Regions from separate parts of the Homo sapiens genome. Here region 2 is linked to region 1. A link is a loop called in an ENCODE intact Hi-C map of the cell type or tissue named here. Cell type or tissue: endothelial cell of umbilical vein. All regions are shown on one strand. Each heading gives the region's core, and the rest is flanking DNA. Links, peaks and the distances in the headings are about the cores only.

Region 1 (8,351 bases), core at 125-8,124:
GCTGTTTGTGATAAATTTTAAACCAGTTGTTCAGATCCAATATCCGTGTAATTTATTGATTGATTGTTCTAGATGGTGCTGAGTGCCAACGCTAGTCACATGTTTAGAAAAAAATCAACAAAAACTGGCTCAGAAAAGAGACTGATTTTCTCAACATCAAGAAGCTCTCCTTTGCATTCAGACTCTTGTTCAAAAATCATTAGGCTCCTTTTGTTTTCCAGACAACCCAGGAGAATGATGTACACAGATGAAAGACGTAGCCACCTGTTCTCAAGCATTTGCAATCTAGCAGAACAGAAAGTTGTACCAAGAATCATAGCAAGTGTATTAAGTACCATAACCTTTATGGGGAGCTACAGGAACTCAAAAGAGGACCAATAAAAGCCAGGAGAGATGAGAGGTTTTGGCTTCCTGTTGGAACTAACTATGGCTAGGTCACCAAAGGATCATGCAAATTTTGATAGGACAAGAAAAGTAGAATGATGATTCTAGGAAAACCGAAAGCATATGCGGAGGCTCAGGGGCATGAAAGCACAGCTTGTTTGGGGAAGTGGAAAGTAGTTAAGTTTGGCAACACATGGTACATTTGGAAAAATGACAGGAGATGCACAGAAAATAATTTTAAATGAAGAACCTGATGTTTGGCTCAGTATTATGGAGGCAAATATCTTTGTTTTGAATTAAAATGGAGATTCTGTTTCTGATTTTTTTCAAGTAATTTTTTTTCAATGTTCTCAAATTTTCTTTGACTTATAAAGCAGTACAATGTAAAACAATTTCATATTTCTTGTAGTTTCTGAGGAAGACAAAGGATTTGGACCAATTTTTGAAGAGCAGCCAATCAATACCATTTATCCAGAGGAATCACTGGAAGGAAAAGTCTCACTCAACTGTAGGGCACGAGCCAGCCCTTTCCCGGTTTACAAGTAATGTACCTCGCTTCTCTTTTCAGAGTGGAGTGTCAGAGTAATGATCACAGATCAGCATCTATGAACTTGTACAGATGTAATATAGTGCTTTCTGCAAATTCCATGGACATTAACAAAAATATTGGCATACAAACTATTAAAAAAGTTGCCTAATGCTCAAATAGCAGATTTTCTTAAATATATGCAAATAATTCTCTTACTATTTTTTGCACAGATAATGTTACTGGCATTTGACATTATCCACTTATAAATTGTATAATGGAAATCATGTTTTTAGGCCCATGAATGGTTACATAAAATTATGCATAATTTAAATATACAGATTTGAGGATAAAATGTTTTTGTTATGTACTGGCCTGCATAACTCATACCTACAGATATGGATAAATTTTTATATTAAGTACATTTAAAGATCTTGCACAAATAACTGTAGAAAGCACCATATTTTTCAACAGTCTCATATCTATATTCCACCCAACACAGCAAATTTCTTAAATGTCTCTACCTATAGGAAAATCTATATAAACATACCTCTTACTATTTTTCTGGGTTACATATGTATGCTATCTAAAACAACTTTATAAAAAGCAACAATGAGTTTTCCTGCTTCAGATGGGTCATAAAAGTATACTAACAGTTTCTCATCTGATGCAAAGAATGAGATGCAAAAATCAACCAAATGCCAGTGGATTTAAATTTCACCTGTGCAATGGTTCCATGAAGACAAAACAAGTGACTGATGGAGAAATTGGGGGCTCTAGTGTGTTAATGTCACCTGACTTAATTGAAAGTTGTCACTCAACAAAGTTAATTTTAATATTTTTTCCTTGATACAAAAGTAACTTTCTATTATTATAAAAAGTTCTTACAAAAGAGAATATCCCTTTCCACCCATTTGATTCTAACAGTACTCAGTTTTTTCCTGCCTTTGGCTATAATCACAAAATTATTCTTAAGATAAAATTGTGAATTTAGATACAAAATCACCATCCCATTGAAATTATTTTTATCGTTTCAATTTCATACATGGAAATATGATATAAGTAGGTATTTTATAAATTATAAATAACACATTTGTTCTCAAAATATTTGATGGGCTAGACTTATTTCCACCCTTAAGCCATATATAATGAGAGCCTATTTGTCATTGACATGGAATAGTAGAACTAATAGGATCTGTAGAGGAGATCCAATCCAAGAAAATTTTACAGGAGAGGAAGCTGAATCCTGAATAAGTAAATTTGCTTGCTCAAGAACTAGTAAATCACAGATCCAAGACTGAAACACAGTTTTTATGACTTCCAATGAGGTATGCAATTTTTTCATTATTTATCTATCTGGATAGATTGATAGAATCCCAAAAACTCTTTCAGTGACACTTATGCTGTGACACTCTGTTGTTAACAGTCACACAAGGGACCTTAGCAAATCAGTCTCTAGGCTAGAACAGAGGCAACCAAAAGAAAGGGCTGCTCTCAGATAACATTCTAGAAACATGGAAAAGGCTATGCTTCTCCTTGCTGCCCCCATGCCCCCACCCCACAGGCACAATAAAAAGCAAAGCTTTGCTTTGCCAGTAAGTCACCAACTGCCTCTCTCAGGTTGCACCCAGCACTGAAATTCCCACTTTGAGTTTGGCCTGGTTATCCATACACTAATAGACAGAACTGGAGAAGACAGATAGATGTTTAATCTTGTTATGAAGACAGTCTGCATTTGACAGGAAAAAAAAAAGTGGGGGGAAAGAACAGAAAAAAAATCAGCTCATGATGGAAATAGTTTGATGGAAAAGAACATTTAAAGTTTTTAAAATGTACATAATTTCAGGACAAATTATACTAACCTTGGTAATCATCCAATTTTTCATTCATATAGTAGTTATATATTTGTAGCATGTTCTGGGACAACGTGCTATTCATAGCAACATCCTGAGAGGTACAACAGGGTACTTTACTTCTGACTTATAAGCCTTGAGGCTTTCATTATCTTGCCCCCATCCCCAAAGAAACAAGCATTACAATAAAAAAGTATTAAAAGGGATTGTAGCAATAGTCTATGTTTCTGAAACTAGACCAGTGAACTTCTTCAAAGACAGAAAAAGGTAATCCTTATATGATGTCACAAGCACAATCAGATCCATGTGGAGGAAGGTAAGATAATAAACAAATATTTGGAACCAATATAATGAGGGAGAAATTACAAAAATTGGAGCTGCCCAACAAAGAAACCCACTGTCTTGACAAGAGCTAAGCAACTTAACACTAGATGGTTCAGGCAGGGACAATATTGCCATCACCTGGGGGAAGAGGAAGGCTTTATTCATTGGATTGTAATTTAGTAAGTTTTAAAAATGCAAAATCACAGTTTTCTATACTTGCTTTTAAATTATCTCCTATACTGCGAAAATTGTAACTAATAATGTTCCAGTAACTTTGATTTGACAACAGATATTCTAAAGTCATTAGGACTTTTGGGCATGATTATTACTCTAATTAGAAGTGGCCAGGAAATGAGCGATGTGGCCACGAGCCACTACTACTTGAGCGATTTGACCACAGCTCTAGGCTTATGACTTTCCTGAGGACATGGAACTTTAAAGGATAAACCCTGATAAAGAATGATTATAAAATTATACAGTTGGTTCTCTTAGTTGAGAACTATTTTCTACATGCATTCTTTTCATCATCACATCAGAAAGTTAGATCCCTGTTTCCAGTCTATTTATAACACTATCCCTATCAGTTAATGCTCTGATTATCTGCAGCATGTCTTATATTGTTATGATATTATGTGGTTGGGGAGAAAAAGAATTGTTCCTCTTTTTCACTTTATTAAAAGTAATCTTAGAGTAATGAGAAAAGACATAAGTGACCACTAACTCTAGGCTGAGGAAAATCCAGATTTACTTGTATATTTGTGGCTCGGAATAAATTTTTAAAAACCCAACTGACTTTTATCATTTTCAAATTGTGTGACTGACCTCTAGTGGTCAGAATATGTCACTTATTGAGCAGAACCCACTGTCAATTAGTTTGTTTTATTGAAAAATTACTTTGAAATTTAGAGTCAGATATTGATATTTTGTATTTTATTTATGGTAGAACAATGCTTTTAATACTTTATACAGTATATCTGCATATGTATGAATCTAACTGGTGCATAGATGGCTATCAATTACATCCCAAGAAATCAATTTATGGAGAAAAACTCAACAAAATATTTGTCACTTGAGATACCTCACAAAAAAAAGACAAAATACGTCATGTACTTTGATGTTTCCTTGTCTGTACTTGAGCTAAATTACAAATTATGGTCCTAGAGACTCAGAATCATAGAGTACAAAGAAATACCACCTGAATCATATTCTTAATTGTCTGACTTCACATGGAGCCGTACCCAAATTATTTTAGAACTGTGTTAGCTCCGTAGAGTTTCTAGGTCTCATGACCTGTGATATGACCTTTGTGTCTTTTTCTCATAGATGGAGAATGAATAATGGGGACGTTGATCTCACAAGTGATCGATACAGTATGGTAGGAGGAAACCTTGTTATCAACAACCCTGACAAACAGAAAGATGCTGGAATATACTACTGTTTAGCATCTAATAACTACGGGATGGTCAGAAGCACTGAAGCAACCCTGAGCTTTGGATGTAAGTAAACTGTAACTTTTAAAAAAGGGCAAGCGTGTTTAGGTGAGTTCAGCAAGAAGAACAATCAGGAAAGGATAGTGAGAGGAAGGCATCATAGATGAGGTGGATCTTACAAGATGAGTGGACCCTAATTGTGTAATGGAGACAACAAAGCACCACAAGGCATACTATGAATGCACTTGAAACAGTGAAAGATGATGTTGTCAAATAAAGGAAGGCCAGCGTCTGAGGATCTTGAATGACTCTTTAAAAGTTAGCATCAGGCTGGGCGCGGTGGCTCACACCTGTAATCCCAGCACTTTGGGAGGCTGAGGCTGGTGGATCATGAGGTCAGGAGATCGAGACCATCCTGGCCAACATGGTGAAACCCTGTCTCTACTTAAAATACAAAAATTAGCTGGGCGTTGTGGTGCATGCCTGTAATCCCAGCTACTCGGGAGGCTGAGGCAGGAGAATTGATGGAACCTGGGAGGCGGAGGTTGCAGTAAGCCGAGATTGTGCCACTGCATTCCAGCCTGATGACAGAGCAAGACTCTGCCTTAAAAAAAAAAAAAAAAAAAAGACATCAATGGAAGCAACAAGCCATGTATTATCAAAGGGGCACTATCACCCCTAAGGGGGTGAAAATTGTCTTTTGGGGGAAGAAAATGTCACATATTGCAACATAATGTCTGTGACTCTTCAAAGATCAACCCAATATGACAATATTGTATTCCCTAATATTTAACTTCTAATAGTAGGAATAAATTTAATTATATTTTAGTTAATTTATTTTAAATTTAAATTACATGAAACATTTCTTTTAATTAGGGCTAATAATGAAAAACTGTGCTAAGCTAAAAATTAGAGGTTGTTTTGAAAGAAAATTTTACATTGGGAGATGAGTTGGACCAGGTGATCTCCAGTATGTGATTTGTCAGCACTTAAATCTTTTGCAAAATGAATTATAGGATGAAAACAATGTTTTAAGAAGTCCTTCATGGTAGGGTTTATCAGGAGGGAATGAGAAAGGTCCAGGAAGAGAAGTAAGATTAAATTAGTGTGGTGAGAGTGGAAATGTAAATAATATACATTAACCATAAGGAAAGAATTAACAGGTTGCATTGCACAAAAGGAAAGAAGACTGTACATTTTTTTTCCAAGTTATGTCTAGTCAGAGGGTAGAAACATTCTGTTCTCATTAATAATGGGATGGGAGCAAGAAAAACCAATTTCAAGGATGGCAGGAAGCATTTAAATGGTTGCTTCACATGCAGAGGTTATTTTGATATTGAGTTATCCAAGTTGAAATGTCAAGTAAGCTATTGAGGATAGGGATGGCATTCAAGTAAGACACCAGGCCTAGAGAAGTAGATTTGAAAAGTCCTCTGCAAAAAAGTAACACTTAGCATAGATGAATTTTCAGAGGTATACACTTTATACTGAGAAAAGTAACAATTCAATGTTATAATTTGGGTGCCGATCACAGGTTAGGAACAGGAAGAGAGGCAGAAAAAAATAGAATGAGTATCAGTAAAACAAATGAAGAACTGGAAGAATATCAAGGAATCAAGTGAAATGTAAGTTCCAAATACATAGAAAAGAGTAAAGAAAATTAGAACTGAAACAAACCCAGAATTTGAGAAGGAGCAAGAGATTGGTTACTTTCACGTTCCCTAATGAGGGTCCTGCCTTTCACCCTTATTCCTTCCCGATATCCAAGCCCTCCCTCAGGAAGAGAAATACCCTTCAAATGAGTCCATTCCTCTAAGTCATTCCTTCTTACTTACTTTCTTTGGTAGGTCCCTGGTTTGTCTGATTTCATTGTATTTCCAGATACCCTGACTGAGATTCTCCCTAAGTCTGAAACAAAAGTCTTCAGGATATTTGTGATTTTCAGGGTTGTCAGAATTCTTATGCAGGCTGCTCCCAATATCCATAGACTTTGAGCTCATAACAGAACTTTTTAATAGTCTATACAAAATCTCAGCAATGTAAGAACGAGGAGCTGACTTTACTAGGCTTCACCAAACCACTGAGAAGTGCTGTATCTCACGAATGAGTTATTTGCTGAAAGGTAAAATTGATGAATGTCTCTCTTTCTATTGACCAGAGAGTGAATGTTTCTCTTTTTTTCTTTCGTAATTAGATCTTGATCCTTTCCCACCTGAGGAACGTCCTGAGGTCAGAGTAAAAGAAGGGAAAGGAATGGTGCTTCTCTGTGACCCCCCATACCATTTTCCAGGTAAACTTAATTCCTCTCTGACTATTAGCATCTATGAAACAAAATGGACAAGTTTCCATTTTCTTAGTAATAATGCTACATTATTAATAATCATGGCTTATTATTAATTAAATGAGACTGAATATTTGCATACCTTGTAATGTGTCACTAATTGTTGTGGACACTTTCTTTCTTGGCTCAGTCACCTGGCTCTAGTCCCAAGGATCTCTAATCATTTTAGTTTATAAACATATATATATATATATAGTATTATGTCATCATTAAAGTTCCTATTCCATAGGGAAATTCTGTTAGATTTTCTAGAAAATATTCCTGAAATAGAACAGTACCAAGAAAGGATGTATAATCAATCATTTTCTTAACAAGTTAGTATCTATGAAATACTGTGAACTGTATGTAACTAAACCCTAGAAGGGATAAAGACATAATAAATTATTAATCTCCTTAGGAATACCAATCAGCAAGAATAATCATCTACTTTATAAATGGGGCTAAATTAAGTGTCATCTGTTATGAAATTCAATTTTGAATCTATGTTTTCTGTAATTTTATATGGCTAAGACAAAAGCCACCAAAGTGCTAATTAAAAGATGAATTCCTCATATACTTTCACCAATTTTCATTTATTTATCAAATATCTCTTTGAAACAATATATAAATACCTGTTTTCACAATTTAAAAATCATGTTTCTATTCTTTTAGTTCTAATATTATGCCTTAAATTTGACTTTAAACATCTCCATAGAGAATGAAACGTAACAGGCTTTTAAACTCCATACAGGATTTTGTGTGGGATACATCAATCTGATGTGTGTGTATGTACATATACACACACATATATTTCACACAAAATTATGTTATATATTCCACATGAAATTGTGTGTGTGTGTGTGTGTATATATATACACGTATATATACGTATATACGTATATATACATGTATATATATATATACGTGTATATATATATATACACATATATATATATAGAGAGAGAGAGTTGTGGTTGTTTACATATCAAATATTTGTGATTTTCTCCACAATAGGAGAAAGATGATTGCTTGATAAATACAGGAGGTACATATAAAATTCAAAATTTTCTAACACCCTTTCAATGAGAAAAACCTTTTTCTTAAGGAACTATTGAAATTATATATATATATATATATATATATATATGTATGTGTGTGTGTGTATATATATATATATATATATATGTATATATACATATTTTAAAAACCTACCATTTTCATAGTGTTTCCCACAAAGTAATGACCAAAACTATCCAGTGACTACATTTGACCATATTCAATACTGGATGGACTTCACTGCATCACTCATTGACTCAGAAAATCTCTTATGAGTATTTGTTATACAGCAGGCACAATGTATGCCACAGAAATGCCTCAGTGGAGCAAAACAGGAAAAGCTACCAGCCTTCAGAGGTCTTCCACGGGGAGAGTCAGACATTAATAAGATAAATGGCTAAAAGACATGCCATGTTAGATATTGCTAAATAAGGATAGATAGATAGATAGATAGATAG
Region 2 (8,351 bases), core at 120-8,119, 770 kb before region 1:
GTACATTGATCAAAAATCATTATAATTTTAATTTTTTCACACTGCATATTCTCCCATGAACTCTGACACTCCCCTACTCTCCCTTTCTACCCCATATCCCCTCTTGCCACCTCAAGAATTATTAGACTATATACTTAAGATATTGAATCACATTCTGAACATCAATCTCTTATGATACTAATCTATGACCTTAGGACCCATACACAATTACCTTGTTTTTCCAAAGTTTGTTTCTTTAAATAGTATGTATGGATGAGCTTTTGGCTAATCCTGAAACATGCTGTTTAGAATAAGTAGTCTGAATTCCATTCATCTTTTTGCATACTAACTCTTGAACCTGAAATATGCTCTTCCACACCTAAGCATAATATAATGAACAAGCACTGGCTGGCATTTTATGCCACATATAATTACAATAATGGACCATCCAATTTATAAAGAAAAAAATATGTCCTTCTGTTCCTCCCAAGGGGTTAGATTACTGTGTTGAATGTTACACAACAGACAGAAGTGGCTTAGCCAAATATGAGCTCATTTTCCCCATGTACAAGAAGTCTAGGGGTAGGCAGACCAAAGATGATGCATTAGAGATGGTGCTAACAGAACTCATCAGACCAGGCTCCTTCTCCCTTCCTTCTCTGCCATTCTAGTGTCTTTTATCCTCTTGGTTGTAGGATGGCTGCCCCACCTCCAGATGTCATTTGCATGTCTCATATGGGAGGAGGAGAGCAGGATGAAGGGCAAAGGTGAATTTTATTGCGAAAACAATGACATTCCCACAAGCTTCCTACAGGAAGTTTCCTCCTGCATCTTGTAAGTCTAGATTACATGGGGGCAATTCTACCTTAAAAAGAGTCTATGGAGGAGAATTTTTAACTGGACACAGTGCTGTCCTTAAAATTTGTGGAATGAAGAAGAGATGAAATATTAGGCAGATAATCAGCAGTGTCTGCCACATGGATCAAGACATTTTTGCTTGATTTATAGAGAATGATACTGCAACATCATTATGCTACCAAAGTACACCAGCATCAGCTTAATAGGGAAACATCCTTTACTAATATAAAACATAATACCAAAAATATTCAGTTAATAAAAGGAAGTAAAGTTCAAGATTTTTAGTAAGTCTCAACAGAAGACTCAAATAAACTCTGTAGTACTATATATTAGTGTTAGAGACTTCAGTAGGAATCCCTATTATCTATTAATATCTACTAATCATCTATCTAACCACTTATCATCTATATATATATTGAGAGACAGAGAAATAATTATAGATGTGATTATATACATATATATGTATTATTAGCATACATACATGTGTTTCCTACTTCAGTTTGCTGGGAGAGCCTAGAAGCAATGACACCCTATAGCAATGAGCACACTAAGTCTCTAGATCTTGCTTTCTAAATATCAGTCACCAATAGAAACAATCAATCAGAGCTCCTTGAAGGAATTATTGATTCTAGGGCTGGGATCGGGTAAATACTAGATGAACCTGGATCATCTTTTAGTGCCAGAAGTGCTCAAAAGCAAGCAAGCAAGAAAACAAACAAACAACAAACACCCCCCACCCCCTAAAAAATGAAGGCATGTCAAAAGGTCACAGTAACAAACCTGAAAGAAACCACTATGGCCAAAGCTGGAATAATTTGGGCAGTGAAATAAATAATGTGGTAGTGAATTATAATCCAAAGTTTAAAACACCACACGAGTCTGTGCTGGTACAAAGAAATCATTGAACAAATAAATAAATGGGAGACAATTGGCAAATTTTCCTTCCAGAAAATTTCAAATAACATATGCAGATATTCTCTCCTCTCCCTTCCACCTTGAGTGTGGGCTGAACTCAGTGATGCTCTCCCAAAGAATAGTGAAAGGAAAAATAGCAACTTTCTAGTGGAAAAGCACAACCTTAACCTAGTGGTCAAGGTTCTCATCACCAGTGATAAGTTATGTTGATGCTATATACCCCTGCCTGATATGAAAACCCATAACTCCAGTCTAATCATGAGAAAAACATTCTTAGTGTATAACTTTTATCTTCTTGGTTAAAATTGAACTTGCTAACATTCTACAAAATAGATATTCCTTAAAACTGTGAAGGTCATGAGAAATAGGAAAATACTGAGAAACTTTCACAGAGAAGAGAAGACTAAGGAGACATGACGGCTAAATGCAATATGATATTCTGCATGGGAATCTGGGATAGAAGAACATCAGTGGAGAAACTAGTGAAATCTACATAAAATTTGGAGTTTAGTTAATAGGGATGTACCAGTATAAGTCTGTTAGTTTTGCCAAATGTAGCAGAATAATGTAAGATGTTAACATGAGGAGACACTGATTGAAGGTATAAAAAAATTCTTTACACTATCTTTGCAACTTTTCTGTAAATCTCAAATTGTTGCAAAATTAAAAGTTTTTAAAAAAACTTCCACATAGTTAAAACTGGAAGGGATAATAGCCGGTTCGTAAAGCTTTACAATAACAGTGTGAACTTATGACTAATGGTCTCCAAAGCATCTCAGAGTGGATCAATACAAACTGTTTAAGCTAGGTACAGTTATTATATCAATACTAGTCTGGTTCAGGCTCCAGATCCTAAGGAAACAGAAGTCCACGTGTAAAGAGATATTTAATTTGAACTTTTCACTAAACGGTACTTACGTATGAGATTTCTGGATAATTGTAACCTTTGCAAGGTCAAGTGAAAGCTGCCAGCAGTTGAAATTAATCTACTGTTTTCTTCAAAATCAGGATATTCACAGTTAGGAACCTATGCCTGCAAAAGGAATTTTGGTCAATTCTATGTCATTTTTCCTCACAAAATCATAGAATTACCTTGAGAAATTCCAACTAAAAAATTGTTTCTACTTAAGAACTACATTTGTAGAGCAACAGTGTTGGCAACCAGCTAACATCACTGTGGGATATCAGAATTTTAATCTTGCTTTCCCATTCATTCTTTCAACGACCTTGAAAAACTTATTTAATATGTTCCTTGGCCACTATATGAGGTTGATTAAATTCTGTAGATTAAAAAAAAAGAACAATTATATAATCATCAAAAAGCTACTTGAAATAAAAGTGTTAACATACATATTGTGGAAGGACATTATACCACTTTGTGGAAGTCATACAGATATTTATTTTTTCTCTAGTTTTCTATTTATTAAGAGCAAAGTTGAATAGAAGTAACGAAAAAGTCATTCTTGCTGAGAAACAGAACAAATTGAAGTGATGAATGAAGGTTAATCTTCAAAGATATCCCCTACAGAAAACACTCCAAATATTTTTTCTTGTAGAGAGACTTCCTCCAGAAACCCAACATGAACTTAAACATCCTAAGTTGCAGTTCCATAACAACCGTTAAACTTCAACTTTTAAAAACCTTCAAGAAATGAATAGTCTTGACTCTGCCAACTTAGAAATTAAGAGAAATCTCTTCAAAATATATCAGCATCCTTTTCTTCAGTCTCTGATCTTGAGTTAACTTTTGGGAGGCTTTTGAGGCCCCTGTCATCGAGGAATGCAAGCATGTATAATTCAAAAGAGCCTTGTAATTGTACAGGGACATTCAGGATTAATTATGCATGTTGCCACCTCGCAGAGGTCCACAAGGGGGCACTCTTTTGCTGAACTTTTCTATACATTTCAAGGTAAAAACAGACTATGATAATAGGAATTTGGTCTATATATATTTATTTGTTTCTCATGGTTCTTTCAATTGTATCCTAGTCAGTTTCCTCCTTTGCTATCTTTTTTCAGGTGATTCTTTTTTATTGTGATAAAATATACATAACGTAAAATTTACTGTTTTAAAGTGTACAGTTCAGTGGCATTAAGTACATTGACATTCTTTTGTAACCGTCATCACCATCCAGCTCCAGAACTTTTTCATTTTCCCAAACTGAAACTCTATACCCATTAAAAAATAACTCCCCATTTTCTCCTCCCCCAACCCCCAGCAACAACCATTCCACTTTCTGTGTCTATGAATTTGACTCTAGGTACTTTATATAAGTGGAATTATAAAGTTTCAATTGACATAATTTTTCAAAGTTCATCCCTGTTGTTCCAGATGATTCTCAAATGAACTTTTCAACAATTTTACTAAGTACCCAAAGTTTTAGGAAAAACTAGGCTAAAAGAAGCTGATATTATTGGCACTTCTATATATGTACCTGCTCTTTATTGGTCTTTTCTTCCTCATTTGTCCACATTCCTCAACTTCCTAACTGACTCACCATTGTTTAGTGAGTCAAATTCAACCAACCACCTTTTTTACTTAATTCATCACAAAAATTCCTGTCTTTCTTACCATGGGCTTCAATTCTCATTTAAATGACTGTTCATCTAACATTTGCAGTTGAACATAGTAGTAGCAACTCTATTTATTTATTTAAGACATGGTCTCCCTTTGTTGCTCAGGCTGGAGAGCAGTGGCACCATCTCAGTTCACTGCAGCCTTGACCTCACAGGCTCAAGCGATGATCCTTTCATCTCAGCCTCCTGAGTAGTTGAGACTACAGGCATGAGCCACCACGCCCAGCTTGGTAGCAACTTTTATACAAGGTCACAGCACCGAAAAGCAAAGATAACTGAGTATAAAGTACTTCCTGATCCAGTACTAATGAAGATGGGTGGGGGCAGAGGGTGGTGGCACTGCCTGGATTAAGTTTGTTTTAAAGTTCTCTCACATGATACTATATCCTCTTAGCCAAAAATTGTAAATTTCCTTTTTATTTTTATTTTTGTAGAGATGGGGGGTCTCTCTATTTTGCCCAGGCTAGTTTCAAACTCCGGGGCTCCAGGTATCCTCCTGCCTTGGCCTCCCAAAATGCTGGGATTACAGATGTGAGCCACCATGACTGGCCTGTAAATTTCTTCATATGGCCAGAGAAAGAAATATCAACTGGGAATATTTTAACCAGCTTCACATACTTTAAGCACTATATGGTCTTTGTTAATATCATTTTCCTCTTCTATATTGATGATGTTTGAAAACAAAGTGAACAGGCAATTAATCAAACAAAAAGACCTACAATGCCTTTCAGGGTCCACTGTGCTATCAAGTAAATAAATATTTTTGGAATAGCAGATTATTACACTGTAATGAGTTTAGCCTGAGAATACCATAGCCATTTAGAGTAGTTGGGGCTACAGGTATGAGCTGCTGCGCCCATCTTAGTAGCAACTTTTATAGAAGGTCACAGATAACGCCAAAACGCTAGCATCTGCTAGTGTGCACTGTATGCATGAGAGTCAGAGAAATTATTCCAGAAGAAAGACGAAAGGGGTGAAAGCTCTATTTAACTGCTCCCATTGCTTGATCCAGACACTTCTGACAGTCTGTTTTTACAGACATGGCAAAACAACACTTGGAAGTCATTTGAGAAAATATTCCTGGTATCACAGAGGTAGGCAAAAGGACAATTGATATCTGTTGAATATTTATGTTCATATTGATTAACTCTTTGAGGTTGCAGAAAGAATGAGTCTTCCTCCTCACTAGGCAAAGAGAAGACTGTTACAGAAGAGAGCATCTGACATGCAAAGCATAACACCGATAAGCGTGGCCAGGCCCAAGAGCAAGACTCAAACTTATTCTTTTTCTTAAAGAATCTAACCGCAGCCATGTTTTTCATTGTTATTTTAAGTGTGGGAGGGAACCCCTGCCTTGTTCTTTTTGAAAATCCTGATGCTTTGATAAAATAGTTTCTAAAATATTTCCTATCTACCTGCCCTGCTCTGTTCTGGCTATAATTACTAGGCTAGCCAAAAATAAACTCTCCCAAGTGTTACATCTAGTTGATTGTTGATTTCCTAGAGGGGGAAAAAATAAACTGTAGTAATTAATCATGGAAGCTTCTCTTTAAAAGAATGTTTACGTCATGGCTCAAGGCTCAAACTAGACCGGGTTTCTTATACTGCATATATTTTTGTTTTGTTCATTTTCTTCCTCTTTCCTCCCACCAAAAAACAAACAAACAAACAAACAAAGCAAAAAAAAACTGGAATCTGGTTTAAAGGGTCAAATGAGAGTTTTAGGTAGAAATACAAACTCTTGTTTCTTAATTCCACATTATATGTGGTTACTGTTTTGAGCTGGTGAAATTTGTTGAACACTTAGAATAGTCATCCAAGAACCAGGGGGGACAGAATTTTAAACCAAATAGTCAGTGATTTAGATATAGTTTTAAATTTTTAAAGCTTATTTGACTTTACAGTTCCATTGAATGTAGGATGCTCCATTCTTTTGAAGACATAGGACAATTTGTTTGTTTCTGGACCAGACAAATTTGGATTTCCTAGACCACCGAATAATAATAATAATAATTGCTAACATGTACTTAACTTGCACAAGGTGCAGTAACATGAATATCATGTGGATTGTCTTATGCAGCTCTCCAAATAATGCTGTAAGGTAGCATTGTGGAAACTGAAACCCCTAAAAGTTAACTTGGTGGTAGCTTGTAATTGAGAAATAGAATGTAAACCAAGGTGGTTATACTTAATGCCCTGTGCTCTTAAAACAGTATCATGCTGCCTCCTTGGAGGAATCCTTAATTCAAGTAGGAAGATTTTTCCTTATTACATCTTTGCGACTAAGTTACTGTTTTTATGACTTTAGGCAAATCAATTGAACTGAGCAAGGAAGGTCTTGATTCAATGATTTCTCAAGTCCTTTTTCCTTTTTTTTTTTTTTGTCAAGGGAGTGTCCTCTAGCTGAGTGAAGTCATTTTTCCTTGAATGACTGACAGAATGGCTTTGGTTCACCTGTAATTCACAGTTTAGCTGATCCAGTGTACTGTAAAGTCTGTTTCACTCCACCAGCCAACAAGGAGCAGGCGGCCGTGGTTTTCTCATGTTCTGGGGGAAGCTGTTTGTCAGTGTTAACCTGGCTAACTTTGGACAGCTGCAACAACAACATCTATCCCTTGGCATATGGTGTGTTTAGATGCTAAACACTGCCTCATCTGTGAGTACTTCAGTTTTTGTTTTTCACACGAGCCGGGTGAATATAAAAATAGAGGTAAATAAAAAGAAATAACTGAATCAGCAACCTGGAATTTTCTCTCCTCTGATTAAAGACTGTTGTTAACTGAAAATGCTCCACTAGTTGTTTGAGGGTTTAAGACAGAAAAAGTGGGATGGAGGTGTTTGATAATTTGGTTGCTATGCAACCACTTTACAATTATGTAAGCTCCTACCATATGAGGTGATACAGAAAGGGTGGTAGAGTATGCTGACGCAGTGAGCACACAGAAGACTTTTTTCATGTGACAGAGCCAGAGTCTGAGATCTGCAGTTGCAGAATATTTAGGTAAGAAGTAAATGTCACAAATTATAAAGGCCTTTATTTATAGCAAGAATATGGGATTTCTATTACAGAGTTGGATGAGCAAAAGCTCACCAGAAACAGTATTAGTTTCAAGGAAGGAAGACACACACATCTGTCCTTTGAATCAGGACTTACTCTAACCAAAATTCAGGAAAGATTTTTTAAAAAAGGAAACTAAGAATATGGTATACTTTATTATTATTTAATTAGCCTTGCCCAGTTGAATCTTTTTCAGTAATATTGTAAGGTAGGTGGTACTATTATCCTTATATAAATGCAAAAACGTAGGCTTAAGCGACATTCAGTAATTTGCTCAACATCATATAGTTGGGAGTAAATCTGGGCTGTGAACACAAAACTTTTAGTTCAAGTCCAGTATTGTTCTCATTACATTATGCTTCACAGATGATCATGTACCCTCAGTGTTTCTTTCATATTATACGTTCTATCTTTTATGAAATCCACTGATCTGTTGAAAATCTTATTTTTATTTGTTTTTGCTAGATATCAAGGGTTTATCTCTGACCCTTCCTGGTGGGTTTACTGAATTTCAGAAAAGGCTACCTAATTGATTTTATTGCATATGTTGTAATTTATTGCGTATGTCATTTACTCAAATATGCAATTTATTGCATATATCATTTTAACGTTAACTGAAAGAGAGAAAGTGTGCATAGTCTAAGAAACAAGACAATTGCAAGTTATTCAAAGTGGTCTTTACAATTTAGCCAGCCAAAATCTCTGACTCATGGATCTAATGCCAAGATGACAGCCTCACTGAGGAAGTTTCTTGGTGCGTCTGTTTACAGCTTGGCCAAAGGGCAAGTGGACACTTCTTTTCGAAGGGGTGGTATTATGCTCTCTGGATTTAGAAAAGATTAGTTAACATCATAAAGCTAGAGTTAGATCAGCATGATGTTATGTAAAACATAGTGTTCCCTAATCTTGAGTCACAATAAAGATTAGGTTTGTGTGTTAGGATGATGGTTTATCACATTGTGTA

What was found. A loop is a pair of places that touch in the nucleus more often than their neighbours do. Peaks named below come from ENCODE experiments on the same cell type or tissue, not always from the same donor. Only the 100,000 strongest peaks of a DNase experiment are listed, where the experiment ranks them.
Region 2: a loop joins it to region 1, with 4 times the contacts of the local background. A loop is called at or near these places in 15 of 110 quality-filtered maps.

The regions. Positions count from the first base shown.
Region 1 is chr12:40,917,846-40,926,196 of GRCh38, forward strand. It overlaps CNTN1 (contactin 1), which reads left to right. Exons shown (of 24, transcript NM_001843.4): 4 at 794-926; 5 at 4,411-4,583; 6 at 6,712-6,807. Among named protein-coding and RNA genes, the nearest start is that of CNTN1, 230 kb to the left of the region's middle. In endothelial cell of umbilical vein, for the core only: a CTCF peak has its summit at 3,929 (motif pointing left); no DNase peak of the experiment used is centred there; H3K27me3 peaks cover 386 bases.
Region 2 is chr12:40,149,359-40,157,709 of GRCh38, forward strand. It overlaps LRRK2-DT (LRRK2 divergent transcript), which reads right to left. Exons shown (of 9, transcript NR_186757.1): 7 at 2,671-2,785. It overlaps LINC02471 (long intergenic non-protein coding RNA 2471), which reads left to right and starts at 6,881. Exons shown (of 2, transcript NR_146526.1): 1 at 6,881-6,985. In endothelial cell of umbilical vein, for the core only: a CTCF peak has its summit at 3,609 (motif pointing right); a DNase peak (open chromatin) is centred at 3,643.